Linked DNA regions of Homo sapiens: regions 2, 3, 4 and 5 are each linked to region 1. The links are chromatin contacts, found by Hi-C or POLR2A ChIA-PET in ENCODE. All regions are on one chromosome and are shown on one strand. The core of a region is the stretch at or near the end of the contact, and the rest is flanking DNA. Distances in the headings are between cores, read along the strand shown. Region 1 holds the start of PSMA5 (proteasome 20S subunit alpha 5). Region 2 holds the start of RBM15 (RNA binding motif protein 15). Region 3 holds the start of PRPF38B (pre-mRNA processing factor 38B). Region 4 holds the start of STXBP3 (syntaxin binding protein 3). Region 5 overlaps AHCYL1 (adenosylhomocysteinase like 1).

Region 1 (4,292 bases), core at 478-2,977:
GCTCACTCCTGTAATCCCAGCACTTTGGGAGGCCAAGGCAGGTGGATCACGAGGTCAAAAGATCGAGACCATCCTGGCCAACATGGTGAAACCCTGTCTCTACTAAAAATACAAAAATTAGCTGGGAGTGGTGGCGCGCGCCTGTAGTCCCAGCTACTCGGGAGGCTGAGGCAGGAGAATCGCTTGAACCCAGGAGGCGGAGGTTGCAGTGAGCCGAGATCATGCCACTGCACTGCAGCCTGGCGACAGAGCGAGACTCCGTCTCAAAAACAAACAAAACCCAGGAGGGGGAGGTTGCAGTGAGCCAAGATCACGTCACTGCACTCCAGCCTGGGCCACAGAGCGAGACTGTCTCAAAAGAGTCTCCTATATGCGAGCAAGGAGCTTGATTTTGTCCATTGCTGTAGCACCAGCACCTAGAACAGTGCCTTGTTCACAGCAAGCACTCAAGCACATTAACTAAGAGAATAAAAAGGGATGTATTTTAGGCCGTCTTGGGAAGACAGAAAAATAAGTAACAAAGCAGTCAATACATATGTTAAGTAAATGGCCACAAAATTTAATAAATGCCTTCTGATAAGCATAACAATTTCTATCATACACACCCTAACTCAAAATTATGTCACCCGAAGATGATTCTCTTCAATGTTCTGGAAGTTAAATATCGACCAACAAAGTCACTTTATAGGACAGTGGGGAAATATGTCAAAACTTCACACACATCTTCTACGAGTCAGTAAAAAAGATGAAAAAGTGGTAACTGCAGGTGGTAAAACTTCGACAGGATCAGCATATACTTGACAGGAAATGCAGCATCTCATACCACTCAGTACAAAGAAAATGTCTGCCTTCCCTGACTTTAAAAAAGAGTAGCTATGTAAAAACTTAACTGACGAAAACAGAAACTGAAAGTAAAAATGTCTACAGCATATATATGTACAACTTAATATTGTGAACATTTTCATACCACAAAAGTTTTTTAAAACTTGCTTTAAACTTTTAAAAAGTCAGAAAAAATTTTGGTCAATTGGAATCGGCATGATGAGAAATCTCTTGAAAACCATTCTAAATTCCAGTTCCTATAAAATCAGACTCCAGACAATATATCCAGCCAAAGCTACGACTGCCTTCGCGCTTCTGAAGAAACTATACACCGCAGCATGCCCTACTACAAACCAGTTGCTTTTTCTTCCAGGAAGCACGTTTAACTTTTTGTTTGTTTGTTCAAGGCAGTCATACTAGGCACGAAAAGATGAACGGAGCAAAGAGTGACCCTTGGCCTTCTCCGGGTTCAAGGTAGGAGTTCCGGCTCCTCACGCCTTCTTTACCAAGCACCAGCCGGAGCTTCTCGCTTCCGCACCGAGTTAGGACCCAGGGGTGACTCAGCGGTAGGACAAGTGCCGCCGATGTGGTCTAGCTTGGGGAAGGACGGCGGGCGCCTGAGGAGGGCATAACATCCCCAGGTCCGGCCAGTCTCGGGTTCCTGGGGAGCCCCATGACACGGCAGAACCCAGGCCGCGCGGCCAGGTCCCGGGCCTGCCCACCCATAATTCCCACCCGACGTCCCCCAGCTGCACGGACCTGTCGTACTCAGACCGGGTAAGAAACATGGCGAGGGTAGGAGGAGGCAGCGGCTACGCGGGGATTCTGAGGACCAACACGACTCCACCGGCACCCAACTCACCGGCAGCCAACTCACCCACACGGCCGCAGTACTAAGGACCAACTGCGCGTGCGACCGCGACCTCTTTAGCCCGCCCTCCTGTGCCTGCTTCCTATTGGCTGGTAGTAGTTCCCGCCTAGGTGATTGGGCCAACGCGCTTCCTCACGAGGGCTTGGTTGGTCCGGAGGAGGAGGAGGACCAGGGAGGTACTTCCGCCTTAAATCGCGGGTGGTTGCTAGGGACGATAGGCACCCAAGGCGTGTAGTGAGTTCGCCTTGTAGAGAAGATGTGAGCCCGCCCCAAGACTGGCAATTGGAAAGGCTTGCATGCAGAGCTGGGTTGTCTGAACCCTGACATAATAGGTCCCTCGCCGGCTCCCGTAATCCCAGCTAGAGGACTTTGGTCCCGTTTCCGGCAAGGCCACCACCTGACTTCTCTTCGCAGGATTCCCTCTCTTAGGGTTCCTCCACGGTGTTCTCCATGCCCGGTCGAGGGCTCCAGGACTTTGGGCGGTAATGAGTCGGCTACAGTGGGTCTGAGCCGGCGCCGCGGACGAGTCCCTTCGTTTCAGCCAGTTTGGCTCGTTTATTGAGAAAAGTGGGGGGCGAGGGGTTAGTATGTAAGAAAGTCTTAAAGTTTCCACATGGTTAAGGTAATTTTATCAACTCTTTCTTGCACCCCTCCCCCTAGTACAGGTTTCAGACCTAAATAACCTAGAGTTCAGGATCCAGACTTCAAAATATTCACTGCTTTTTCTGTTGTTTGTGAAAAATAAGTGTTTTCTTTGAGCCCAGATCGTGCTATTGCACTCCAGCCTGGGCAACAGCCAAACCCTATCCGAAAAAAAAAAAAAAAAAAAAAGCGCTTTCTTTTTCGACGCTTCTTGCTTCCCTTCAATAAGTTGCTTGAGGAGCAACTTTGCAGCTTCGTAATAACACTGTAATTCAAGTATTTGTTCAAGAAAGGCAAGTAAGAAGTCTTGGCACGGGGGTGGGGAATATAGGGAAATGTTGGTCAAATGATACAAAGTTTCAGTCAGAGAAGGTGGATGAGTTCTATAGTTAATAATCATATATTGTGTACTTGAAATTGTGAAGAGGGTACACCTTAAATGTTCTCACCACAGGAAAGTATGTGAGATGATGGATTATGTTGATTAGCTTCATTTAATTATTTGCAGTGTGTGTGTGTATATATATGTATATCAAAACGTCACGTTGTATACCATAAACATGAACAATTTCTATTTGTCACTTACACCTTAAAGCTGGAGTCGGGGGAAAGAAATCATTTATCAGGCAGTATATGCTGGAAAGGGAAATGCCAGCATCTCATTTCCAGTTGTTAATGTGATACCACTAGTCAAGTCCTTAACCTCTCAAGGCCTGTATCTCTCCAGTAAAGTTCATTCTTGGTCCTAGATTAGGTTTGTAAGTCACCAAGGCATTTCAAAGGTGCAGGAAATGTAAAAATAAGCCTTTTGAGTATTAACCAAGATTAGTTTTCCCCACCCTTTATTTTCTGACTTCCTTCATGGATTCAGTAGGAGTTTAGTTTGGTCATCCCTGGCCAATCAGATGTTTAGCACTAATAAAACTGAGGAAGAACTCCAAGTAGCAATCCTCTGGGATCTGTTAGATTTCTGAGAAAAGAATGGTAATTTTTAGCTTTCTTGTCAGCTTTCTGACAAGCTTTTTTTTTTTTTCACCTTATCAGTTATTTTCTATGGAAAAGTCTTGGTCGTAAATTCACTACAGCTGCTCTTTAGAAGTTCTTTTATGGCCAGGCACAGGGGCTCACGCCTGTAATCCCAGTACTTTGGGAGGCCGAGGTGGGTGGATCACGAGGTCAGGAGTTCAAGACCAGCCTGGCCAAGATGGTGAAACCCTGTCTCTACTAAAAATACAAAAATTAGCTGGGCGTGATGTTGGGTGCCTGTGATCCCAGCTACTCGGAAGGCTGAGGCAGAGAGTTGCTTGAACCTGGGAGGCAGAGGTTGCGGTGAGCCAAGATCTCACCACTGCACTCCAGCCTGAGCAACAGAGTGAGACTCCATCTCAAAAAAAAACCAAAAAAAACGGAGTTATTTTACTACGTAGGTACTTTAGCATAATATTTCCTGAGCACCCAGGGTTCCATGGTGCTCTGCAGACCCTATCAATGTCAGAGACAGTAGTGAATTGCTTACGAAATGTTCTTGAATGTAGAATCTCCTCTGGGTAAATGTGTTTGTGCTATATATAACATAAATGAAGGGGAGCTGCAGGTAATTGTGGATAGGAAGGAAAATCTTTTCTCCCAAGAGAGTGCATTGTAACAATCTAGCAGCTAGCATAATGTGTCTTTGAAAGAAATAAAATGAGAAATTAGCTATTTAAAAGTAATTGAAGTTAAAATGTGTGTACGTACAAAGGAATATTGTTCACCCTTTAAAAAGGAATGAAATTCTGATACATGCTACAACTTGGATTAGACTTGAAGACCTTATGCTAGGCGAAATCTCAAGACACAGAAAGACAAATATTGTATGATTCTACTTATGTTCGGTACCTAGAATAGTCAAATTCATAGAAACAGAAAGTAGAATAGTGATTATCTAGGGCTGGAGGAAAAGGGGAATGAGGAGTTA
Region 2 (4,292 bases), core at 512-3,011, 910 kb after region 1:
ATCTTAACACAGTTTTTAAGTTTAGGTTTCAGCTTTTGGGATATTATTGTTACCTTGAAAAATGTCACGTTTAAAAACACCTCACACCCTCTACTATAGATTGGATCTTGGGAAATAGGGTTGAGGACCGGATCAATACAAGAATCCTCATAACCTCCGCCCCGGCGCGAACCTGGGAGGGCTGCAGACAGTCTAAAGGCTGTGGTGACCTCAGCGCTGCGTCCCTCCAGCAACCGGCGAGTGCTGGGGCACAGGCCATACCCCCCTAAGCTCGGCATCGCCTGCACCTCTCACAGGTGCTCTGTCCGCCACAGTAACGCACTATGGAAAGGAAAGTTGTACGGCGAACGACTGAAGGAGCCAAACGAGGTGGATCTGGAGCGGCCGCAAGGTGCCTGTGCTGCTGGCTTTTAACACACAATAAGAGTGCCAAGGGATACAAGAAGCCACAGGGGGAAAAACAAGTGACATATCTGCATGGAGCCTAAATTTCGCTTGGTGATTTTCAGGGTAGAAGCATTACATATTAAAAACACTGCTATTTTAGGGGAATACAGAATTTAAAAATCCACACAGATTCGCAACATAAAACATGCCGCCCAAAGACACGTCCGCGGTGTCCCGACAGTTCCGGCTCCGCCCGCGGGCCACGAGGCGGGGAGCGACGGTCACTCCCCTCGGTTACCCGGAGTACTTGGGCGGGAACGGGTAGCTCGCGGGAGAGACGGGCTCCTGGGCGAGGGCTGCGTCTTAGTCGCCCTGCTTCTTAGCTCTCGAGGTCCCGCGTGTTACGTGTTAGCACCGCCCGGGGGCGTCAGCATGACCCGAGGCTGCAGGAACCGTGAACTCTCTGCCCCGCGGGCCCAGGTGACCGCGGGCGGCGCTCTCCCGCGCGCGGGGGGCGGGGCTCCCCCCGGCTGTTCACTCAGCTACCACAGCGACGTAAAATGGTGTCCGCTAGGCGTCCCAGGACGGCTTCCTGAGGGACTGGAGGGCCCCGACAGCCGGAAAGCCTGCCCCGCCCCTTGGCCGGCACAGGTACGACGGCGGGGAGCTCAGAAGTTTCGAACTCCAAGGGCCGAAGCACAGCCAAACACCCCACGGAACTTAACAAATGTTTGTGGGGAGAACGCCGAAAACGCGGGGAGGCGGGGCTGGCGCACAGTCACCCTCTCGCGACATCTAAGTGACGTCGCACAGCAAGCACGTGTTCTAGTCTTTCACCTTCAGTCAGCCTCCTCCGTTATACAGGCCTACCCCTTTAAGCGAGTGATGGACAGTTATTTCAGCCTATCAACTTCCTTGCCGACATCCAATCAGATTTAAACTTCTTTTAGCCGCCGGAGGAGTTGGAAAAAGGGGGTCGAAAGAGGGAGCTTACCGTCTCTCGCGATATCGCTGTGAGCCTGCCTCTCTGGAAAAAACGCCGAAACTGATGGCCCGACCTCCCAAATAGTGGTTTAAAGGACGGGTTTATAAGCCAATGAAAGGGATAAGGAGGTGGGTTGCTGCTGTCACTGAGCAAGAAGTACCGTTACAGGGCAGACTTTTTGTCCAATCAACACCTCAACACTTTGGGTCACGTGACCGCAGAGTGCGAGGGGCGGAGCTACAGTCTGGCGCGAGGAACCGTTAAGATAGACAACAAATGTAACCAATGAGGTACTCCGACTAGGGGGTTGGGAACCCAATAACAGTGGTTGGGCGGGCGCCTTCCTGGAGCGCGGGGAGATGTAAAGATAGACAAATAATTTTCCCAATGAGACTGTAGAAGAGAGAGCAATTGGCCAATGAGGACTGCGGGGCGGGACCCTGTGCCGCGGCGGAGTCCAAGATGGCGGCGTGCGGTTCCGCTGTGTGAAACGAGCGCGGGGCGGCGGGTTACTCAGCTCCGCGGAGACGACCTCCGACGACCCGCAACAATGAAGGGAAAAGAGCGCTCGCCAGTGAAGGCCAAACGCTCCCGTGGTGGTGAGGACTCGACTTCCCGCGGTGAGCGGAGCAAGAAGTTAGGGGGCTCTGGTGGCAGCAATGGGAGCAGCAGCGGAAAGACCGATAGCGGCGGTGGGTCGCGGCGGAGTCTCCACCTGGACAAGTCCAGCAGTCGAGGTGGCAGCCGCGAGTATGATACCGGTGGGGGCAGCTCCAGTAGCCGCTTGCATAGTTATAGCTCCCCGAGCACCAAAAATTCTTCGGGCGGGGGCGAATCGCGCAGCAGCTCCCGGGGTGGAGGCGGGGAGTCACGTTCCTCTGGGGCCGCCTCCTCAGCTCCCGGCGGCGGGGACGGCGCGGAATACAAGACTCTGAAGATAAGCGAGTTGGGGTCCCAGCTTAGTGACGAAGCGGTGGAGGACGGCCTGTTTCATGAGTTCAAACGCTTCGGTGATGTAAGTGTGAAAATCAGTCATCTGTCGGGTTCTGGCAGCGGGGATGAGCGGGTAGCCTTTGTGAACTTCCGGCGGCCAGAGGACGCGCGGGCGGCCAAGCATGCCAGAGGCCGCCTGGTGCTCTATGACCGGCCTCTGAAGATAGAAGCTGTGTATGTGAGCCGGCGCCGCAGCCGCTCCCCTTTAGACAAAGATACTTATCCTCCATCAGCCAGTGTGGTCGGGGCCTCTGTAGGTGGTCACCGGCACCCCCCTGGAGGTGGTGGAGGCCAGAGATCACTTTCCCCTGGTGGCGCTGCTTTGGGATACAGAGACTACCGGCTGCAGCAGTTGGCTCTTGGCCGCCTGCCCCCTCCACCTCCGCCACCATTGCCTCGAGACCTGGAGAGAGAAAGAGACTACCCGTTCTATGAGAGAGTGCGCCCTGCATACAGTCTTGAGCCAAGGGTGGGAGCTGGAGCAGGTGCTGCTCCTTTCAGAGAAGTGGATGAGATTTCACCCGAGGATGATCAGCGAGCTAACCGGACGCTCTTCTTGGGCAACCTAGACATCACTGTAACGGAGAGTGATTTAAGAAGGGCGTTTGATCGCTTTGGAGTCATCACAGAAGTAGATATCAAGAGGCCTTCTCGCGGCCAGACTAGTACTTACGGCTTTCTCAAATTTGAGAACTTAGATATGTCTCACCGGGCCAAATTAGCAATGTCTGGCAAAATTATAATTCGGAATCCTATCAAAATTGGTTATGGTAAAGCTACACCCACCACCCGCCTCTGGGTGGGAGGCCTGGGACCTTGGGTTCCTCTTGCTGCCCTGGCACGAGAATTTGATCGATTTGGCACCATACGCACCATAGACTACCGAAAAGGTGATAGTTGGGCATATATCCAGTATGAAAGCCTGGATGCAGCGCATGCTGCCTGGACCCATATGCGGGGCTTCCCACTTGGTGGCCCAGATCGACGCCTTAGAGTAGACTTTGCCGACACCGAACATCGTTACCAGCAGCAGTATCTGCAGCCTCTGCCCTTGACTCATTATGAGCTGGTGACAGATGCTTTTGGACATCGGGCACCAGACCCTTTGAGGGGTGCTCGGGATAGGACACCACCCTTACTATACAGAGATCGTGATAGGGACCTTTATCCTGACTCTGATTGGGTGCCACCCCCACCCCCAGTCCGAGAACGCAGCACTCGGACTGCAGCTACTTCTGTGCCTGCTTACGAGCCACTGGATAGCCTAGATCGCAGGCGGGATGGTTGGTCCTTGGACCGGGACAGAGGTGATCGAGATCTGCCCAGCAGCAGAGACCAGCCTAGGAAGCGAAGGCTGCCTGAGGAGAGTGGAGGACGTCATCTGGATAGGTCTCCTGAGAGTGACCGCCCACGAAAACGTCACTGCGCTCCTTCTCCTGACCGCAGTCCAGAATTGAGCAGTAGCCGGGATCGTTACAACAGCGACAATGATCGATCTTCCCGTCTTCTCTTGGAAAGGCCCTCTCCAATCAGAGACAGACGAGGTAGTTTGGAGAAGAGCCAGGGTGACAAGCGAGACCGTAAAAACTCTGCATCAGCTGAACGAGATAGGAAGCACCGGACAACTGCTCCCACTGAGGGAAAAAGCCCTCTGAAAAAAGAAGACCGCTCTGATGGGAGTGCACCTAGCACCAGCACTGCTTCCTCCAAGCTGAAGTCCCCGTCCCAGAAACAGGATGGGGGGACAGCCCCTGTGGCATCAGCCTCTCCCAAACTCTGTTTGGCCTGGCAGGGCATGCTTCTACTGAAGAACAGCAACTTTCCTTCCAACATGCATCTGTTGCAGGGTGACCTCCAAGTGGCTAGTAGTCTTCTTGTGGAGGGTTCAACTGGAGGCAAAGTGGCCCAGCTCAAGATCACTCAGCGT
Region 3 (4,292 bases), core at 755-3,254, 730 kb before region 1:
ATAGTGAAGAGGGATGTCAAGTCTATCTGGCTACTTCCTGCTGAAAGAGGGCTCTCCAGCCTGGGCCAGAGAGTGGGACTCTGTCTCAAAAAAAAAAAAAAAAAATCCAGACAGTCTAGTCACAAATGTTCACAGCATTTTCAACAACAATTTGTGTTGTTTCTAATTTGGGGCTATTACAAATAAAAATGCTGTTCCCATCAATGATTAGATAAACAAAATAGTGATAAATCCATACAACTGAATACTAATCAGTAATTAAAACAAAACACAACCTGCTGATACATGCAATAAGGAGGCAAAAAAAAAGAGAACACTGTGTGGGGATAATGATTTCATTTATTTAAGATTCAAGAAAATGCAAACTAGTCTCTACTGACAGAAAGTGGTTGCTTCGGTATGAGGTTGGAAAGAGAGATGGATTACAAAGGGCACAAGAAAACTTTTGGGATTGACAGAAGATTATGTTTATTGTAGTAGTGGTTTAATGGGTATACATATATGTCAAAACTGATCAAACCAAACTTACGGCTTTATATATGTGCAGCGTAGAGGTCTTCAATTATAACTGAATAAAGTTTTCTAAAAAATGGGGATAAAAATAACATCTTCAGCCTGTTGTAGGGATTCACTGAATATGTTAAAGCACTTTATCATAATACCTGGCTCCGAGTTTGATGCCGCTGACACTTAGATATCAAACTCAACCTCTCTACCAAGCTCTTCATCCAAACAGACTAGGGGTAAAGACTGTCTAAGACTATACAGAAAGATCATGTATCTGAGGAATTAAAAATAGGGCATAAGATTTGGCAATGTGTCACTCGGCAAACTCAATAAACTAGTATTATCAAGGCAAAAAATATATACACAAAAAGAACTGGGTTAAAAAAAATTTTTTCTATGGACTTTTAACGTGATAACTCATGACACAGGGGTTAGGATCTTCAGTTTTCCTTTGGAAGTTAATAAAAACCACTATAGAGAAAAACAAGATTTGCTAGTAAGAAGGTGAAAACTGCTTCTCCTCTCAGGGTTCTAGTTCTCTTGCAACCTAAAACAAAGGAACCAGACAGGATATCCACTTTCGTACCGTACAGCTCCAAACACTAATCAATCACTCCATTCACTTATCTTTTCTATTTCCTTGTATTCTGTCAAACAACTGTCTCTTGGTTTAAATACTTTTCTGCTGGTCTTCGCTCTCTCTCTCTCCTCTTCTGGTTTATTTTCATCCAGATGTGGATTTTCCCCAAAGTTTCCATCTTATCCTTTTCTCCTCCTGTGTATGCGCCACTGAAGTCAAGATTGCCACATTCAAACTCCCCACACATTCACACACCCACTCCCAATATACAGTATCTCGCCCAATGTTTATCACTCCGGATACATTCCTAGAATCCAAAGATCTGGAGCAGGGAGAAAAAGAAAAGGCGCCTACCAGATGCCTGGAACAGTCTACTAGGCACTACAAGTACATTAGCTCTTTCAATGCTCACAACAGCCCAGCCAGATGTTATCTCAATCTTACGGATGAATAAATTTAAGACTTCTGGCTGGACACTAGAGGCTGGCGAAGTACGTGACCTTTGATCAGAATCTCCTGGAGGAGTGGGGTCCCTGACCATTGTACCTTCCAGAGAACCTTAAAACTGAGATCCCAGGAGACCCCTCTCGGATACTCTGCAGAAGTCAGAGTGACGATATTAGCAAGCACACCGCAGCCATGCGAACCCTTCCTGGCTCAGCTCCCGACAAAAGAAATCAAGCCCCCAGTCAAAATACAACAACAACGGATTAGGCCTACAACCCTCTCCCCCGGCCCCCAAATTCTCAGGAGAAATCCCCTAAGAGTCAGGTACGGAGGTCACTGCAGCGACTTCAGCGTGCAGAGAACGCGGGGACCTAGGAAGAGGACGCTCCAGCCCAACTGAGCGTCTCTGATTGGCCGCCAGCTCAGCTTGGAACGCTGGGGTGCGTGGCGTCATATCCGCCGGGCCCGCCATCTTGTTCCCAGGGGCAGTTGGCGGAAGAGATCGAGCTCCCTGGCTGCCGGCTCGCCTTCTGCGTGGAGTTCTCGCGGTCTGGGTTTCGCTGTCTGCTCTTGGCCCGGGGTCATTTTGTCGGCGTCGGGTGCCCTCTCTTGCCCAGCTGGGGCACAGCGAGGCGGCCCCTTCTCCCGACGACGTTCGATGGAGTAGGGTCCCAGACCGTTGTCCCGAAGAGCGAGATCGAGCTTGGCCCCCTCCCCCCCCTCCTTCCCTCCCTCCTTCCTTCCGCCGCAACATGGCTAACAACAGCCCCGCGCTGACAGGCAACTCGCAGCCGCAGCACCAGGCGGCTGCAGCTGCGGCTCAGCAACAGCAGCAGTGCGGCGGCGGCGGCGCTACCAAGCCGGCGGTCTCCGGCAAGCAGGGCAATGTGCTCCCGCTCTGGGGCAACGAGAAGACCATGAACCTCAACCCCATGATCCTGACCAACATCCTGTCGTCGCCTTACTTCAAAGTACAGCTCTACGAGCTCAAGACCTACCACGAGGTGGTGGACGAGATCTACTTTAAGGTACGAAGTGTGTAGGCCTTGGCTTTGGGGGTAAGTTCGGAAGAGGGGGTATGGAGGAAACGGGCGAAGGCGGCCCCCGAAATCTGAAGATTTGTGGGTGGGGGAAGGTGGTTCGGCGGAGGGGTGGCTGCGGCCTGTAGTGTGTCTGGGAGGGGTCGGACTGGGGCCGCCCTCTCGTTTCCATTTTAGATTTTTAGGGCCGGGAGAGCCCGCCACTATTGATCTCTCTCCTCCCCCAACCTCCTGCCCACCCCTGGGGGGAGTTGGGCAAGAGGGATGGGGGAGAGGAGGAAAGAGTAACAGAAGCCTTTCCAGTTTACAGCTTTAAAATTATTCCTTTTGACGTGGATCTGCTGAGCGCCAACTTGTTGGTGCTTCTCCCGCTCACCCCTGGCCAGGGCGTGTAATGACTTCAGTATTGGCCTCGTGTTGTTGGTACTCACTATCCGATCCAGGCAGGGAAATGGTCAGTGCGTGTGTGTCGGGTGGGGTGGGGGGATGAGGGTGGAGAGGTGCCATTTCAAGAGGTGTACAGAAGGCCTGGAAATTTTCCCAGCAGGAAGTCAGGAGTAAGAGGTCTCAGCCACCTGTGCATTGGGCTAATTTAGAATTATCTGGGCCCTGGGCTTCTGCGGCAGGGTCGGTGCTGGCTTGGCTGTGCTGGGGAGCTCACCTGGCGCCTCCTCACTGCACTCTTGTCTCAGTTCTTGTTTCGTTAGCAGGATTGACTCAGTCTTGCAGCGAGGCTCGGAGCAGCCCAGGGTCGCAGGTAGAGGTATGCACTATTAATCATGCTCAATCGCCATAAATGCATTTCCCTGGTTAAATGAACGACTAATTAGATTTTTGTGGGTTTTTTTGGCCATTGCTTTTGGTCCTTCACCAATTAGGTAGGCTTTTTCCACTTCCCTGCAAATTATGTAGTATAAAAAATACCTTCCAGGCCTCCGAAAGTTAATTTCTATTTTAAAGAATATTAATAATAGCCTTAGTGGTCTTTAAAAATTTTATCCGGAGCATCTAATACACAATCCATTTTTGTCTATATTCACTCTTAAAAACTTGACAGACCGCACAAAGTGTTTTCTATCATTTGAACGTATGTGTAGAGATGGTAACAAAAGGACATTCTCTTTTGTCTTGCCCACCTTTTCCCCCAGTTGAGTAATTAGGTTATTGAAGGATTTTGAGAGATTAGTTGCTTTTTATAGAAAACATCTCTTGAATACAGTTCAACTTTGGGTTGATAAAGTACACAAATAAATTTGGAATCCTCTTACGAGAGTAGGTCTGATTGTAATTCTATGAATTAGTTTTTTTAGCTTTTAAAAGGTAAGACCTTTTTAGCATGGATACAGTATGGTGAATAACATTTAATCCTTAGCTTTATTTATGCAGTAAACTTTAAACAGTTGAAAATTGGGTTCCTGCTCTTTCTGCGGCAGGTTCTGTTTTCTAACATAGGCAAAATGTTAATGTAATAGAGGAAAGTCTCGTTTTTAAGTTTCAAATGTGTTTTGAAACAAGATTCTACCAGGAATTGTTTTTAAATTCCGTTAAAAAACTAAAGACCCAGTTTTTTTACTAATATTAAGAAGACTTAAGACTTTCAGATCAAATACTCACTGAAATTTATAAGTTTCCAACTTTGTAATTTTATTTTGTATGCATCCAGCCCTGCCTTTGGCTAGCTTTTAAGGAATTGAAACATCTTTTACATGGCAATCTGT
Region 4 (4,292 bases), core at 1,113-3,612, 680 kb before region 1:
TAGAGAAACTGCTTAGGGAGCTTATGCAAATCTAGGGGAGCCTGGGAGGATAGGCAATTTGGTACACTAGAAAGAGCAATGGCCTTGGAGCCAGATGGATCCAGATCCTAGCTCATTTTGAGATTTTTCATGATTTATTTAACCTCCCTGAGACTCAGTTTTCTCATATGTAAAATGGCAATGGTCATCTTGCTGGGCTGTTGCGAGGTTTGAGATAATATATTCATATTCAGCACACAGGTGCAATGAAACTGAGGTGTTTGAGGTCACACTGCTAGTAAGAGGCAGAGCCAGATTTTGTAGGATGTAAACCTATGCCTACGTGCAGTTAAAGACCATGCTTGCTCCACTATTCCGCAGTGCCACCAAGGACTCTGGCCTTCAGGAGCATGAGCCAGAACTGCACCCCATGTGACCAGAGTCAAACTTCCAACCCAGAGGGACCTGTATTATTCCCTGGCACCTGGTCATTCTCCTGAAGGGTAAGAGATGGAGGCACCTCACCCATCTCACTCTTCCCTCTTGGTTTGGCTCTTCAGAGCAAGGGGCTTCACCTCAGAAGGGTGAATTTTCCCTGGCACATATTTTTCTTATGGATTGGGGCTTCACCCTGCTAAACTAAGCAGAACCTAACTTAAAATGAAAAGGGAGAGGGAAATCATATGTGCACTTGTTTAAAACATTGAGCAACTGAATCAATTTAGAGTAGGTTTAAAGGAGGTCAGGGCTCCAGCTTCTATTCTCATATAAGCCTTGAACAGAAAAACCACTCAGCCATAGGTTGTGCCAGAACCCATTTTATGGCCTTTTTTATTGTTAGATACAGGGTCTCATTCTGTTCCCCAAACTGGAGTACAGTTGCATGATCATAGCTCACTGCAGCCTGGAACTCCCAGGCTCAAGCAGTCGTCCTACGTCAGCCTCGCAAGTAGCTACGACTCCTCAGCTTGCAGGTAGCATGCGCCATCATGCCCAGCTAACTTTTTTATTAATTTTTTTTTTTTTTTTGGTGGAGACAGCAGTCTTGCTATGTTGCCCAGGCTGGTCTTAAACTCCTGGCCTCTATCAGTCCTCCTGCCTAGGCCTCCCAAAGTGCTGGGATTACAGGTGTGAGCCACCATGCCCAGCCTGTTCTTAATTCTTCATTTGCCTTTCCTCTCCTAAAAATTGCAGGTTACCCCACAGACTACTCTATTGCTTTCCATGTAGCCCAAGCCTGATCTTTGTTCCCACTCCACCACTAAGTGCATCCTTGGCAAGTTACTTGACTTCATTAAGCCTCAGTTTCCTTGTTGTAAGTGTTGCTTTGAGGATCAGTGAGGTAATCTACTTAGCATGGTGCCTGGCATATGGTAAGTAAGCACTCAGTAAATATTAGACATTATTATTAGTAGTAGTATCTAACCACTTCTACTTCCCTGTGTGACCAATTTGAATCTTTACAGCCACTGGTTCTTTGCAAATCCTTCTAGGAAAGCCTACTTTCTGCCAATGTCACATGGTTATCTCACAGTTAGGGCTCTTAGCAACTAAACTGATCTCACTTACGTTTGATTACTTTGATTTAAAGTCCCAAAGGAACCATCTCAGTAAACAGATCTCTACCTAAACTTTCTGAGCTCAGATCTCCTCCTCTGTGAATCAACTTTCAACAATAATTGTAGATTCTGAAGCATTAACAGGCCCTCCCTACATTTGTTGCATAAATTTGTTAATAAATGATTATTCTTTTGTTGGTTCATTTATGTATATCTTATCATTAAGGCATTCAATTTTTAAACTAAGTTTTAACTACCTGCAGCATTCCAGGAATTGTGCTCTTTAATTAGATTGTAAATTATTCAGGGGAAAGAGTTGATCTCTCATTTCTTTGAGTTTCCTAAAAGTCCAGCACAGTTCTTGGCACACTGGAGGGAACCTCACAGTTCTACGCAATTACTGTGTCCTTGAAAAAATGAATGAAATAATCATTTGGGGACAGTACATTTTCCATTGGGTAGTTGGGCTGGCTACTGAGTGAAGTCTATTATGAATCGCCTTGCGAAGTGAAGGGTTCTTCTGTAATGGGGAGGATCCTCCAGTCTTCGTGTATGTGTGAACTCGGAATTTCATAGACGGCCTTGGCTCACGATCGGTTTGGCACTTCGCGTTCCTAGGCCACAGGACGTCGAACCTCGGGCGACAGCAGCCTCCCGCTAGGGGGCTCCCGACTTCCCACGGAGGTTCCACCTGTACTGCGCAGCCTCCGTCCGGGAGTGGGCGGAAATTCCCTTGCTGACGCGCGTGACGTCACCGGAGGGCGCGGTCTGCTAGAGGGGGTGGGGCATTCCCCTGCAGCAAGGGGCGGGGCCACCCCAACGCCGCTTCTGCGGCCAAAGTAGGTTGGGAGTGGAAGGTGGTGGCTGCTGCTCCGCAGTGTCGGGAAGATGGCGCCGCCGGTGGCAGAGAGGGGGCTAAAGAGCGTCGTGTGGCAGAGTGAGTGCGGTGGGGTAGGGGTTGAGAGAGGGAAGGCCGGGAGGCTGCCGTGCCGGGCCTCGTTTTGCAGCCCCAACCCAGCGGTCTGTTGAGGAGCCGCCGCGAGCACTTGTTGCTTTGGGACCTGTGTGAGGACTTCTTCCTGCTTTCCTGCCCTGCCTTATTCCTTGCCAGCACCAGGGATGGGCGGGGTGCGACGGGACGCGGCCTTCTCGTTGGCGTCGGGCACCCCCTCGCCTCGGCCGCGCTCTGGCCGCGAAGCTCCGCCCCGGGTGAGCCGCCCGGCCCGGCTTTCCCTCCCGCGGAGCCCGTGCGTGCCCTCGGCCGCGCTCCCCACTCTTCTCCGCTCCCGTCCGCGCTCCACCAGTTGGGGATGTCTCTCCATCCGAGACAATTCGGGCGCTGTTTATTCCGCCCCCATCTCCACCCCACACTGGAGTTTGCAAGGACTGTTTATTCTGCTTATTCGTGTTAGTATCAACCCGTGCTTTTCAAAAAACCTCACTGTTTAACAGACTCATCTTCCCCTATTCCGAGAGGAGCCTACTTTCTGAAAAGTTCTTGAGAAGAGACCATTGGAATGACCGGTGTCCAGCCGTGACATCTTCCTGCATAGCCTGGGCAAGAGCCGCTCCTTCCGTTTTCCCTACTCTCGGGGGCCCCTCCCTGCTGTTAGGACCGGACTCCTTATTGGTTACTGATGTTCTGCGGTATCATCCACAACTTTCATAAACATCGCTCCAAACCTAGGTCTGGCAGGTTAGAGAAAGAATGAAACCACCCAACAGGAATAACCATCATTGTTTGGTATCTCTGAGTTCAAGATAATTATGGCCTAGTAGTGGAAAGGGAGTAGCATCTAATTAGTATTTCTTAGTCCAACTTGTTGAACAAAAAACAAATGATTTAGTCAGCAGAATTCTGGGAGTTAGAGTTCCTTGTCTAAAATTAAAAATCCAAATCAGTAACTGGGATAGTGCTTAACATATAGCAGGCACTAAGCAAATGTATAAATAGGTGAAAAATATGAAATTATCTTTTAAAAGATTAGATAATTTTAAGGTTGGCATTTGCTTTTTCAAGATTTACATGGCTGACTTAAGATTTGAGATGTTTTAAAACAATGGTATTTAAATACATTTATGTGAAAATGGGTAACAAATTGTGTTGTATAATTTCCAAGATATATATGTGATTAACATCCGCATGTATGTATTTAAGCCAGTTCTTTACATATTGAATCATAAGCTTTTCCCTTTTTCACATTTTCCTTCTGATCCTCATACAGATAAAGACATTGTTTTTATTATCTGTCATTCTGTGACTTCCTTTTTTTTAAACAACTGACATTGACTCAACATTTTTCATGTTGCTTCACAATCTCGTAATTAACATTTTAAATTGCTTTTTAAATACCTTGAGGTGGCAAAAAATTTTGATAGCAGAAAAGAAAAGAAAAAATTATGGCCAGGTGCAGTGGTTCACGCCTGTAATCCCAACACTTTGGGAGGCCGGGGCAAGATGATCACCTGAGCCTAGGAGTGGGCAACAAAGTGAGACCCCATCTCTACAAAAAAATTTTAAAATTAACCATGTTTGGTGACATGCACCTGTGTTCCCACCTACATGGGAGGCTGAGGCAGGAGGATCCCTTCAGCCCAGGAGGCTGAGGCTGCAGTGGACATTGATTGTGCCACCGCACTCCAGCCTGGGTGACAGAGCAAGACCCTGAGTCTAAATAAATAAATAAATAGCTAGCGTAAGCCCGGGCACAGTGGCTCACGCCTGTAATTACAGCACTTTGGGAGGCCAAAGCA
Region 5 (4,292 bases), core at 941-3,440, 590 kb after region 1:
TATTTTGGCTTCTCTTATTTATTAGGTTATTCTTTCTGTTGGAATATCCTCCCCTGTTAGACTCTGGAGCAGGAAAGATTCAGACTACTGTAATGTAACTCCAGCTCTGTTTCTTTTTAGTTCTCTCCTCCTGTCTTAACTCTCTGTAAATAAAGTCTTTTTCTGTTTTGTATTGTGTCTTTCCCAACTATAGAGCATGTATTAGAAAATTAGCATGGAAAAGAATATAGAATCTTGGCAGATGAATACAGGAGAAAACATTAGGGACATCTAATGGGGCATCCAATACAACCTTGTCATTGTTTAACTGAAGACTCATTGTTAAAAGATTAAGAGGTTACAGATTGCTATTAATGTCAGCAGAGATATTTGTACCAAAAGCCATTCATTGTCCTTTGCCAGAATACCTTTTGCATTGTATTATCAACATTAAGGATTAACATAAATGAAAAGCTGTTATATATGATCCTGGAGTGACAGATAAAAAGTGGTGTGTGACAAGCAGGCTAACTGTAGCCAAGAAAGAAGAAAAATTAATTGTGAAAAATTGAGTTATGAGAGGAAGAACGATAAAACGACTGAAGAAGGCTTTTAAAAAGTCTTCAAAGATCTTGACGGCCATGTTACAGAAATGTATTAGAGCCTTTTAAAAAGCTTAGTGATATGGTTAAAATGTCATAGTGGGGAAGATAATCTTTAGTAGTATTTGTGTTAGCTGGACAGGAGGAGGACCTGTACATAGAAGTCAGTCAGTGAGAGAGTCCAGGTATACTAGCAGAAACCGTGATGAGGAAAGTACTCAATTCAGAGAGGAAAGAAGTGATTTGAGAGGTAAGGAATGATTGTTGTATATCCTCTTGCATATCTGTCAGATAAGTGGTATTTTTAGCTTTTATGTGAAACCACTTTTTAAAGTTGATCATTTTGACAGACTTTCCCAGGGCTATCAGTAGAACCAGAGCTGTTTGCCTTTTGTGCCATTTCTTTCTTTCTCTATTCCTTGAGCACAACTTAGTGTAAAATCCCTTGTAAGACTATCTTATCACTTTTGTCTATATCCATGGTTCTCAAAGTGTGATCCTCTGACTAGCAGCATCAGCAACACCTGGTAACTTGTTGGAACTACTAATGCTTAGGTGCCACTCCATACCTGCCAGATGGGAAACTGGCCACAGGGTCTAGCAATATATGTTTTAACAAACCTTCCATGTGATCCTGATAGATGCTTGAATTTGAGAACCAGTGATCTATAGAAATAGCATTCCTTATCTGCCCTAAATTATTCTTCTGTTTTTGCCAGGTCTGGTTCCAATCCAGATGGGACCAAGTACCTCTATTATCTGGGATTACTATAGCTGCAGGTTTATAATCAGTGGTCCCTTGTCATAGGCACTAATAGCACAGTATTGTTAGGGTGGGTGAAAGAGCTGCAACATGGAAGTACCCACAACAGTTTCATTCATACCACCTATTAGAACCTAGAGGAGCAGAACTGAGAGCGTTGTAAAAGGTAGCTCCAATTAAGGGTGTTCCCTTAACTTAAATGAAAGTCCCTTGGGGACTGCACTCTGTAGAGTTGGGGACCACTGAGGTTTTTCTATCCTTGTTTTTTTCTTTCCTGGCTCTAGCTGCATCCTACACAGATAGCTCTGATGATGAGGTTTCTCCCCGAGAGAAGCAGCAAACCAACTCCAAGGGCAGCAGCAATTTCTGTGTGAAGAACATCAAGCAGGCAGAATTTGGACGCCGGGAGATTGAGATTGCAGAGCAAGGTAAAGAAAGGGAGTGGGTTAGGGGACCAGAAACAACCCTCTTGTTGGCCATCAGAATCCACAAACAACTTAAGACTTGAAAGCTGACTTGAAAGTGTACTGGGAAGAAAGACAGTATTATGGACTTTCGGATAAACACTTCTCTCTCTATGGAACTTAAGTCTTGGGATTTTGTTCTCTCTTCCTTCTGTTCTCAGCATGTGGTGATTACACACAGAGTAGTTTCTGTTTTCCTCCTTGCCCCACCCCACCACTGTATTCAAAGATCTACATGGCAGAATTGACAAGTCCTAGATCACTACGTGGTAGTTGGTTATATGGGATCTTACTATAGCTGCCAATGGCAGAGACCCAGATTGCCCAGAAGCAGCTGATGAGGAAGGGTTTTAAGGTAAGGATGTGGTGACCTAGAGTCTTGTTTGGTCCTGAGCACCCTCTGCTGGAGCAGAGTAAAAGTGACTGACAGTTAAATCTTGGTTTCTCTACCCCAGCCACTCCCAGTAAGGTCCTCTTTACTCTTGTGTTGTTTACACATTGAAGGCATGTTCTATACTGAGAGAGAATAGAGAAACCAAACAGACTGACAGGACATGGTAAGACAGCATAGAAAAACAGAAGTTAGTGGTTTCGGCTGAGGGTACAGTCTTTCTGGTCTGATGATTATATATAGGAATCTATTAGCCAATGCCTTAACTATTTTCCTCTCTTCCCAAATGAATGATGAGACTCACCCTTCATTTTGATCAGTTTTAAGGATTTACTTCATTCTCTGTTCAGTCCTCTGTGTATAAAGCTGAAGCAGTAGAGGAAGAGAGAAACTCCAAGTGGTTGCATGACTGCTCTCCACTATTACTGTGCCGTTGAAGCTGCCAGTCGTCATGGAAATAGGCTTAAAGTTTTTCTGCCTCATCTCACCATATCTCAACAGATCCAGACCAGCCCTGGGGCAGGAACTGATGATACTGCTAGTGCAGACCTAGCTCAAATCCTCTGTTCTTTCACAGACATGTCTGCTCTGATTTCACTCAGGAAACGTGCTCAGGGGGAGAAGCCCTTGGCTGGTGCTAAAATAGTGGGCTGTACACACATCACAGCCCAGACAGCGGTGAGTTTGTTGGAAGAAAAGAGGGACTTCTGATAAGGGGAAGAAAGAAATCAATTTTTTTTTTTTCACTTTTCCTTTCCTAACTCGCCAACCTCCAAATGCTAACTATTAATAGGATCTCCCTGTTACACAATAATGGGGTTTTCTGGGTTTTTTTTTAATATGTAAACCCACTTTCAGCAAACTTGACCTAGGAAAGTCTAGATTTGCAAACATATGATTGTTATAAAATGTTATAAAGACTTTTAGAAACCTATGTTTTATGCAAAGTTAAATACCAGTGCACCACCTCGCTGGAGTACACCCTTTTGTAACTTTCCAGTGTAGCACCTGTTGGTGCAGAGTTGATAGGTATTGCTATCTTGATGAGGCTTGCTCTCCATTCCTGGGTGGCCCTTCTCTTCCTCACCCTGTCTTCCTACACTTCTACACAGGTGTTGATTGAGACACTCTGTGCCCTGGGGGCTCAGTGCCGCTGGTCTGCTTGTAACATCTACTCAACTCAGAATGAAGTAGCTGCAGCACTGGCTGAGGCTGGTAAGTTCGGTTTTTTCCCACCAACTTTGCCCCAAAATAGTTATCCAAACATATAACTTTTTTGTATCAAAATTGTCATTACAATATCATATATGTCTAGAGGCTATAAAATTGTGCATGATAAAAACCTCAACAGGAAGAAAGTGGATAATAAAATTAAGATGGATATCCATGGTGGAATATTATGTAGTCATTAAAAATGGCCTTTGAAAATAATCTAATGGCATGGGGTCATGCCCAGTTCTAGTGTTAGTTGAACGAGGAAGAATGTTAAACTATATAAGTGCCATCAATTTTGTGAGAGAGCACAAGTAAGAAGTACCTTTCATATTGATAGTGCATTAAATAATTTGGTATTCAGTATGGCATTGAAAATATATGAGCTATTTGTGAGTTTAATTAAACGTAAAATAATTTTTTATTATTCAGGCCAGGCCTGGTGGCCCACGCCTATAATCCCAGCACTTTGGGAGGCCGAGGCGGGCAGATCACTTGAGGCCAAGAGTTCAAGAACGGTCTGGCCAACATGGTGAAACCCCACCTCTACTAAAAATACAAAAGTTAGCCGGGAGTGGTGGTGTGCGCCTGTAATCTCAGCTACTCAGGAGGCTGAGGTAGGAGAACCACTTGAACCTGGGAGGCAGAGGCTGCAGTGAGCCGAGATCATGCCACTGCACTGCAGCCTGGGCGACAGAGTGAAACTCCATCTCAAAAATTAATAACAATAATAATAATTTTTATTATTCAAATATTCAGAAGAAAATCACCGTGAAGTTTCTTTGAGGACCTCTCATCTTTCTTTCTTTTTTTTTTTTTCTTAAGATGGAGTCTTACTCTGTTGCCCAGGCTGGAGTGCAATGGCGCAGTCTCGGCTCACT

Evidence for each region. Hi-C counts contacts between places; a loop is a spot of excess contacts on that map. ChIA-PET counts read pairs that join two places held with the same protein, here RNA polymerase II (POLR2A). Pooled maps may share reads with other maps.
Region 2: a loop to region 1 is called in a map of natural killer cell, with 35 times the contacts of the local background. The contact joins the promoter of RBM15 here to the promoter of PSMA5 in region 1. A Hi-C loop is called at or near these places in 5 of 168 maps with a recorded cell type or tissue (CD4-positive, alpha-beta memory T cell, GM12878, endothelial cell of umbilical vein and 2 more), 12 of 37 single-sample maps with no recorded cell type and 16 of 50 pooled maps. POLR2A ChIA-PET finds 5 or more read pairs at or near these places in 2 of 52 experiments (CD4-positive, alpha-beta T cell and activated naive CD4-positive, alpha-beta T cell).
Region 3: a map of CD8-positive, alpha-beta T cell shows a loop between it and region 1 (10-fold over the local background). The contact joins the promoter of PRPF38B here to the promoter of PSMA5 in region 1. A Hi-C loop is called at or near these places in 2 of 168 maps with a recorded cell type or tissue (CD8-positive, alpha-beta T cell and naive thymus-derived CD4-positive, alpha-beta T cell), 1 of 37 single-sample maps with no recorded cell type and 13 of 50 pooled maps. POLR2A ChIA-PET finds 5 or more read pairs at or near these places in 2 of 52 experiments (CD8-positive, alpha-beta T cell and naive thymus-derived CD8-positive, alpha-beta T cell).
Region 4: a loop to region 1 is called in a map of B cell, with 20 times the contacts of the local background. The contact joins the promoter of STXBP3 here to the promoter of PSMA5 in region 1. A Hi-C loop is called at or near these places in 2 of 168 maps with a recorded cell type or tissue (B cell and CD4-positive, alpha-beta memory T cell), 5 of 37 single-sample maps with no recorded cell type and 14 of 50 pooled maps.
Region 5: a loop to region 1 is called in a pooled map, with 4 times the contacts of the local background. The contact joins the enhancer-like site here to the promoter of PSMA5 in region 1. A Hi-C loop is called at or near these places in 1 of 37 single-sample maps with no recorded cell type and 4 of 50 pooled maps. POLR2A ChIA-PET finds 5 or more read pairs at or near these places in 1 of 52 experiments (activated CD8-positive, alpha-beta memory T cell).

What each region holds. Positions count from the first base shown.
Region 1 is chr1:109,424,721-109,429,012 of GRCh38, forward strand. It overlaps PSMA5 (proteasome 20S subunit alpha 5), which reads right to left and starts at 1,728. Exons shown (of 9, transcript NM_002790.4): 1 at 1,582-1,728. The coding sequence starts at 1,610. RefSeq lists enhancers at 1,791-2,722, 2,229-2,288.
Region 2 is chr1:110,337,616-110,341,907 of GRCh38, forward strand. It overlaps RBM15 (RNA binding motif protein 15), which reads left to right and starts at 1,762. Exons shown (of 3, transcript NM_022768.5): 1 at 1,762-4,292. The coding sequence starts at 1,791. It overlaps LOC124904276, which reads left to right. Exons shown (of 1, transcript XM_047437983.1): 1 at 1-1,388. The coding sequence starts at 820. The coding sequence ends at 1,326. It overlaps RBM15-AS1 (RBM15 antisense RNA 1), which reads right to left and starts at 1,556. Exons shown (of 4, transcript NR_036595.1): 1 at 1,382-1,556. RefSeq lists enhancers at 441-630, 1,771-2,070, 2,101-2,220, 2,191-2,929, 2,301-2,750 and 2 more and a silencer at 731-1,000.
Region 3 is chr1:108,690,306-108,694,597 of GRCh38, forward strand. PRPF38B (pre-mRNA processing factor 38B) reads left to right here and starts at 2,005. Exons shown (of 6, transcript NM_018061.4): 1 at 2,005-2,562. The coding sequence starts at 2,287. RefSeq lists enhancers at 1,657-1,846, 1,784-2,344, 1,927-2,256, 2,907-3,467.
Region 4 is chr1:108,744,312-108,748,603 of GRCh38, forward strand. It overlaps STXBP3 (syntaxin binding protein 3), which reads left to right and starts at 2,363. Exons shown (of 19, transcript NM_007269.4): 1 at 2,363-2,475. The coding sequence starts at 2,427. RefSeq lists enhancers at 2,042-2,612, 2,135-2,544 and a silencer at 2,745-2,864.
Region 5 is chr1:110,009,586-110,013,877 of GRCh38, forward strand. It overlaps AHCYL1 (adenosylhomocysteinase like 1), which reads left to right. Exons shown (of 17, transcript NM_006621.7): 3 at 1,629-1,772; 4 at 2,777-2,877; 5 at 3,312-3,414. Among named protein-coding and RNA genes, the nearest start is that of STRIP1, 23 kb to the right of the region's middle. RefSeq lists an enhancer at 2,859-2,908. Within about 2 kb of position 2,191, at least 7 of the 41 ENCODE cell types and tissues checked have a DNase peak (open chromatin) inside an H3K27ac peak, as active enhancers do.